2 separate regions of the Homo sapiens genome follow, and region 2 is linked to region 1. A link is a contact called in ENCODE Hi-C or POLR2A ChIA-PET data. All regions are on one chromosome and are shown on one strand. Each heading gives the region's core, a stretch centred on a gene start or an enhancer-like site at or near the end of the contact. The rest is flanking DNA. Distances are from core to core; before and after follow the strand shown.

Region 1 (3,476 bases), core at 598-3,097:
AAGTTCCCATTCCCACGCAAATGGCAGCTCTTTCTATACTTATTTGGGAGTGAAATGGAAGAAGGGATGGAATGGAGAGGATCCGTTTCCTTTTTGAACTTGGGAGTTTATAGGTAAGTGGGCAAAAATGAGCCTACGGAAGAGACTAACTTCGGTCCGGATCAGCAGCATTTGCTCTTCTGGGAACCTCAGCTGTGGGCAGCAGAGAGCTGAGGGTGTGTTTGGTAGCTGCGTGTAAAGGGAGGCACTGTGCTTAATGAGGTCTGCAAGCCTCGATCTTTTCATTTGACCCAGGTTTTTCTCCCTTGGATTAACCTCTCTGTGTGTTGTTGGGAAGTACTGTTCATCTGGTTGTAGCTCAGAATTTTGTACCTGGCCCAGAGGAGATTCCTGGGAGTGGAATCTAGGTCCCCACCCAATTCTGATTGTGAGTAATGGATGCCGTTTGGATGGGAACTGTAGAGGATTTATCTTTAACGCCAGAGGGCTGGAGGTCAGAGCTGAAGCAGGTTGATTAAAATCAGTTACTCAGGGGATTTGACTACACAACCCAAAACACAAGCTGGAGGAATCCAGCTTCTTCTCAGAACTGCCCCCAAATACTGAGGAAAGGTAGATTCGAGGTCTGCAATCCTCGCCTTGCTTCTCAACTCAGAGCTGTCATTGTCTCAAACACGCACTTGACACTAAACATACATTTTTCTCTGACATATTTGTATTGTTTTTTAAGCTGTATGACAAATAGTTATGCTGAGTGAGTTCCGGGCACCTAGCAGGCAGGCAGTAAATATTTGCTGTACATCGAAAGAATGCCGTTGGCTTGGCTGTCAGTATGGCTCCGATTCAGAACCATCCCATTGCTGGGTTCTTGAAGCTGGGAGGATTGCACGTTGAAGGGCTGGTCAAGCCCTGCCTGACCAGAAAGGTCTCTGTGAATACTTTGGTCATAGAGACCAGAAAGGTCTCTGTGAATACTGGAACATTCTCAGACATGCCGAGCAAAAGCTACCATCGCAGGCAAGAGGGACGGTGGGGGGAAGTGCAGCTGGGAGTTTTCATAGAGACGTGGTTCCTTTGTTCTGGTAGATTTCAGCCAGAAAGAACAGCAAATTTTTACTGTCTGCAAACCACTAAGGAGCTACTCCCCTCCCCCTTTACCTCCTTCCTTCCCAACCTGGGAATTCATTTGCTGCTTCTCTCTCCTCCTCCTCTGCCCTCGGGCAGTCCTCAGGGACAAAGCTCTTTGTTGTGAACACTCCGAGACAATACGGGATTGCACAGTCCCCAGGGCACAATCGGGGCTGTCCTCCATGGAGAGTGATCGCCCGGGCAGAGACCCCCACCTGTTGATCTCCCCCTTCCCGGGGCGAGTGGCAACCTGCATTGTGCTGGGGACGCACGCGTTTCCACAGCAGGCTCAGCAGATGGTGCTGGTGAGCAAAGCCATTCCCGTCCCTCTCGCGCCCCTCCCCACCGCCAGAGCCTCGCTGGTCTAAAGCAAAAACAGATGTTTTCATCATTTCTGGATCTGGCATGTGACTCGCAGTTCAGCAATGCGCCGACATAACCCAGAGTTGTACGTCCCCATCATCCCCCGCAAAATAAAAATCCTGAACTTAAACGAGCCTTCCTCCTAGGCGAGCCACTGACACATGATCTGTGTAATCCACCCGGCACGTGTTTAATCGGACTCCAACTGCAACTGCCTTTGTAGCCAGCCCCGGCTCTATAATTGGGAAGTTGTCTTTTTTTCAGCGAAGACACGGGACAGCCAGACTAGCTATCTTTACACCAAGGGCTGGGAAGAGGCGCTAGCCTTTTAAAATAGCCCTGGTCTGGCTGGCTGGCGAACCTGTCTGCGTGGGAGCCGGTGAGCGGGGCCAGAGCAAAACAGGAAGGCCGCGGCGGCGCACCCTGTTCCCGGCGCCCTCGGCAGGTGGCAGCATTGGCCCGAGCTGGCCTCTGCCGCTGGCCAGCCCCAAAGCAGGGCCCTTTTACTTTCGGTGGCCTCAAAATTATTAGTTCCAGATGAGTTCTTGCAATTGTAATATTTGGTTTAACCCAATCTGCCCGACTGCGTCAGCGCACGTTCAAATACAGCCGTCTGAAGTCTACCCAGACATCAGAGGCATGTTTCGGGGGTGTCAACATTCCTTACCCTTTGAAAGAATTAAAGCAAAACAAAACAAAACAAAAAAAGGAGGCTGATTTATCCCAAAACGAAAGAAGGGTGAACAGGCGTGGGGCTAGGGTGCCTGAGAGGGAGCGAGCAGTGGACATTCAGGGAAGGCGTAACAATGGAACTTTGTCCAGGAGGCCCGCTAGAGTGGAACTGGATTTATTTGTTGAACTAGAAAGGGACCTCTAGGTTCTTTGAAGGTTAGAGCAAATAAGCAAAACTGGCGTGCATTTGGTTTACCAACAGCAGAGTCCTTCAAGTCACGTAGGCTGCTATTGTCAGACACAAAACGCGTTGTTTCTGGGGCTGGGCCTCTGCTTAACACTTGGCTTGGTGTCCCAGGAAGGGGGCAGTGGAGGAGGGGGCTCCCCATCTTAGCACACAGCTTTTAGGGGCACTCTGAATGTCTGCCAAGGATGTAGACTGGGTTTCCTAAGGACAGCAGCCTAGGCCGCAGAGGACTCGTTTAGAAGACAGGAGCCCTCCTGCAGGCCCTCTGGCGAGTGGACTGGCTGGAGTCGTCAAGTGTCTTGTAAACGGCCCTGCTGTGGTTTTACTGCAACACCGTGGAGCTGGACACGGGGGAGACTAGGGACCCATCCCGGTGGTCTCAGGGTATTACAGATGCATGAGCTGAGGCTAAAAGACTCCCTCTGACCCCCAGGGCAGAGCAGCAAAATGTGCAAAGGGAGCCCAGAAATCCTGCTCCAACCACCAGCCAGGAAAGGGTGTCTCTTCCCTTAGCAGAGATGGAATAACCTGGCCTTGAAAAGACAGCCTCTGTCAAGCAGTCCCCCACACCCCTTCCCCCTGCCTGCACCTCACTTTTAAATCTGTGCTCAAATTCTTCAGTAAGATTCCTGCTAGTCGACTACAGGGAGCCTGACCGTTTCCCTGCAGGTCTCTGGCTCAACATGGTACTGATCAAAAGCTGGCACCAGTCTGGCAGATGCTTTAAGTCCTGCATGTCGGGAGCTAGCGGCTGGTGCTGGCATCAGCCAGCCAGGCAGACAGAGTGGCCATCTTGTTAGATGTGGTTGGGGCCTCGCTCATCACTTACCTGCTGCAGGGGCCACCCCACTGTGTGGAGGAGGCGTAGGAAAGATGGTGGGACCTCCACACATCTGTTCCAATACCTCCAGAGTGTTTAGGGACCCAGACTTCCTGCTATCCTCCTTTCAGTCTGAAAACTACATGTGTCCCTGCAGATTGTTGGGAAAGTGCTGATTGTCTTGGCGGGAGCCTCACCCTGATCCTAGAGGGGACTTGGCCTTGGAGGGAAATAGGCAAATTAGGC
Region 2 (3,476 bases), core at 459-2,958, 390 kb after region 1:
AAAAGGTTTTGGGGCCAGCTTACATGCCTCTCTGACTTGTCTGCTTTGGAATTTCCCTGTAAGTCCCTAGATTTTAGTACATGAGTTATCTCCCAAAAACAAACTTCCTTGTCAAGAAAAGGAAGCTTAAACAGGCGTCAAACGCATTCATGACACTCAGCAGTTTGATGAATGGAGAGTAAATGAATCATAGGCTTATGAATTACATGACTTTCTATGTACTCACATGTCTCAACAGGAAGGGGTGACAAGTTGGAAGCTTCATTCTTGATTCTTGAAAACCAAACTTATCTGAACATGCCATCTGAGCCCGTTTAAGGTTAACATGTCCTTGTTTCTAATGCTGACTGCTACCTTTTGTGGCCTTTAATTACTAAAATCTTTACAAATTTCTAGGAAATTCACATTGGGGCTGATGGGGGTGAAAAATAAATGACTTCTGAACGTCCTTTCAAGTCAAACAATCTATTATTCTTTTTTTTTTACTTAGGTAAGCCATACTGATTCCATAGAACAAGTCTGCTAGATCATAGCCTTACTACATGCAAGGGGAAAGCTCATTACCTGTTGGTAAAAGAAAAAGAAATCAAGCAAAGAGTTCTTTTTCTTTTTCTATTTTTTTTCTTTTCTTTTCTTTTTTTTTTTTTTTTTTTTGAGATGGAGTTTCACTCTTGTTGCCCTGACTGGAGTGCAATGGCGTGATCTTGGCTCACTGCAACCTCTATCTCCCGGGTTCAAGTGATTCTCCTGCCTCAACCTCCCGAGTAGCTGGGATTACAGATGGCCACCACCACGCCCCACTAATTTTTTGTATTTTTAGTAAAGACAGGGTTTCACTATGTTGGCCTGGTTGGTCTCGAACTCCCGACCTCAGACAATCCACCCACCTCGGCCTCCCAAAATGCTGGGATTACAGGTGTGAACCACCACACCTGGCCAAAGAGTTATTTTTCTTTGGAGACCTGGACAATACTGATTCTCTTAGCATGCATTTATTGAAGAACTAATGTGCGCCAAGCACTCAAGCTACAGCCTTTCCTCTAAAGGAGCTCCCAGTGTGGTGGGAAAGGGCCACAAGGGAGCAGGTAATGTTAACACACTATGAGAAACTAAGACAGGAATATGCACAGTGTACTCTGGGAACACAGGGGAGGGGACTCTAACCCCAAGGAGGGGTGGAAGAAGGCTGGGAAGCACTCCTAGTGGCATTGATGCTCAGGTCAAAGATGGAAGGATAAGTAAGACAGGAAGAGAAGAAGGGTGGAGATGCTGGGAGTTTGGAGAGAGTTTAGTGTGAATGTCACTTGGGGTTTCAGTTTCCAGTTGGGAATTCGGTGGGCAAGCCAAGGCTGGCAAACCAGGCCGGGGCTGGCTCATGAAAGGCCTTGGATGCCAGGTTAAGAACAGCAGATTAGGTACTGGCTTTAGTTCACATTTGGTTTCTGCTGTTATTGCTGTATCTGAGCTTGAATGCTGTTAGCATCTGGTTTAGCCACATGTCCTCAAAGAGCGTGTTTTCCTTTCACCTGCGTGTTTCTCTTAAAAATAATTTATCCTACAGGAAATAGGAGGAGGAGAGGGAGTAGGTGGGGATTTACTACTTAGTCTTAAGCCCTGGTAGAAACATTTTGACTTTTTATTCCACAGTTCTCGTTCAACGTTGGTTCAGCCCTCTGCATTCCTGGGCCTCGGTTTCTCATCTGGCAATTGAGATCACTGTGCTCTGTCTCAGACGTGCTGTGCGTCATTTGGAGAAAAGTTGTTATTTGACTACAAATGCTCTCAAGTTCCTAATCAGATTGTATGAATAATTCACAGACAACATCATCCAGGGATAAATTATATTTGGAACTTTTATGTTGACCATTTCTCAAGCCAGACTGCTGTGATTCATAACAACCTTTGGTGACGTTTTCTAAGAGGTAAAGAAAAGTAAACACAAAGAGTTCTTTTTAAAGATGAGGAAAGAATTAAGGAATAAAACAGTATCGGGGAACTGGAGAGACAGACCAAAAATACAGTGGGGGATTTTATATGTTTAAGAGTCATTAATACAAACAAAAAAAAGTCCAAATTATAGATACAGAGCAAGACTTTTTTAACACCTCCCACCCCAGTCCCTGGTTACCATCATTTCTATTCTCTGCATCTATGATTTCAACTCTTCTAGGTTCCATATATAAATGAGCACATGTGGTGTTTGTCTTTCTGTGGCTGGATTATTTCACTTAGCATTATGCTCTCCAGGTTCATTCACATTGTTACAAATGACCGAATTTCCTTATTTTTAAAGGTTGAATAGTATTCCGTTGTGTATATGTACCGCATTTTCTTTATCCATTCATCCATTAATGGATACTTAAGTTGATGCCATAGCCTGGCTACAGTGAATAATGCTGCAATAAACATGTGAGTGTAGCTATCTCTTTGACTTACTGATTTCACTTCCTTTGGATATATATCCAAAAGCAAAAATGCTGGATCATAGGGTAGTTTTATGTTTAATTTTCTGAGGAATCTCCATATTGTTTTCCACAATGGCTGTACTAATTTGCATTCCCACCAAGAGGAAGGCTTTTATTTGGGATCTGATACCATTAAGTTTTATTTTGTTTTATTTTATTTTATTTTATTTTATTTTATTTTATTTTATTTTATTTTATTTTATTTTAATTTTTGAGACGGAGTCTCGCTCTGTCACCCAGGCTGGAGTGCAGTGGTGCAATCTCGGCTCACTGCAAGCTCCGCCTCCCGGGTTCACGCCATTCTCCTGCCTCAGCCTCCCGAGTAGCTGGGACTACAGGCGCCGCCACCATGCCAGGCTAATTTTTCGTATTTTTTAGTAGAGACGGGGTTTCACCGTGTTAGCCAGGATGGTCTCGATCTCTGGACCTTGTGATCTGCCCGCCTCGGCCTCCCAAAGTGCTGGGATTACAAGCGTGAGCCACTGCGCCCGGCCCCATTAAATTTTAAACATTAAGCTGTGACAGATTTAGTAACATGGACAAGGACCCGTAGCTTGTGCATGACTGAGCAGGGATTCGTAACTAAGTCTTTCTGGCTTCAGAGGTCTTCAAAATTCTGCCTTGGTGCCTCTACTCATTGCCTCAGTGATTGATTCTCAAATAAGGACACGGTTTGGGATAAGGGTACAAAGACTTTGCCATACATGGGATTTTGTAAACGGTATCTGGGAAGTGAAGTCAGTAATTCTGGGGAAATCACAACTTTCCCAGGCCTTTCCACGGGGCATGAAAGCCACTACTTTAGTAAGATGTCCTGAGCATTGGTCTCCTGGTAAATCCATCTCAGCCCTGCAGTCACTTCCCATGGGCCCTAAGTACTGCAGGAAAAATCTGACTCATAGCAGCACTTCTTGTAACACATTCTGGCTTTGTGATTAAATTTTCCTTCTTTATTTTTTGAGTGTAGAAGCAGATAAAGAAGAGAAGAGATGAGTCTTATTCAGCTGATGT

What was found. A loop is a pair of places that touch in the nucleus more often than their neighbours do. ChIA-PET counts read pairs that join two places held with the same protein, here RNA polymerase II (POLR2A). Pooled maps may share reads with other maps.
Region 2: a loop to region 1 is called in a pooled map, with 2.7 times the contacts of the local background. The contact joins two enhancer-like sites. A Hi-C loop is called at or near these places in 4 of 168 maps with a recorded cell type or tissue (IMR-90, ascending aorta and heart right ventricle), 1 of 37 single-sample maps with no recorded cell type and 4 of 50 pooled maps. POLR2A ChIA-PET finds 5 or more read pairs at or near these places in 4 of 52 experiments (A673, AG04449, BJ and 1 more).

What each region holds. Positions count from the first base shown.
Region 1 is chr11:121,654,229-121,657,704 of GRCh38, forward strand. No RefSeq gene overlaps it. Among named protein-coding and RNA genes, the nearest start is that of SORL1-AS1, 200 kb to the left of the region's middle. RefSeq lists an enhancer at 1,609-1,818. Within about 2 kb of position 1,848, at least 35 of the 41 ENCODE cell types and tissues checked have a DNase peak (open chromatin) inside an H3K27ac peak, as active enhancers do; they include IMR-90, PC-3 and ascending aorta, where a contact is called at or near this core.
Region 2 is chr11:122,045,268-122,048,743 of GRCh38, forward strand. It overlaps a transcript of MIR100HG not described here. Among named protein-coding and RNA genes, the nearest start is that of MIR125B1, 53 kb to the right of the region's middle. Within about 2 kb of position 1,709, at least 5 of the 41 ENCODE cell types and tissues checked have a DNase peak (open chromatin) inside an H3K27ac peak, as active enhancers do; they include IMR-90, PC-3 and ascending aorta, where a contact is called at or near this core.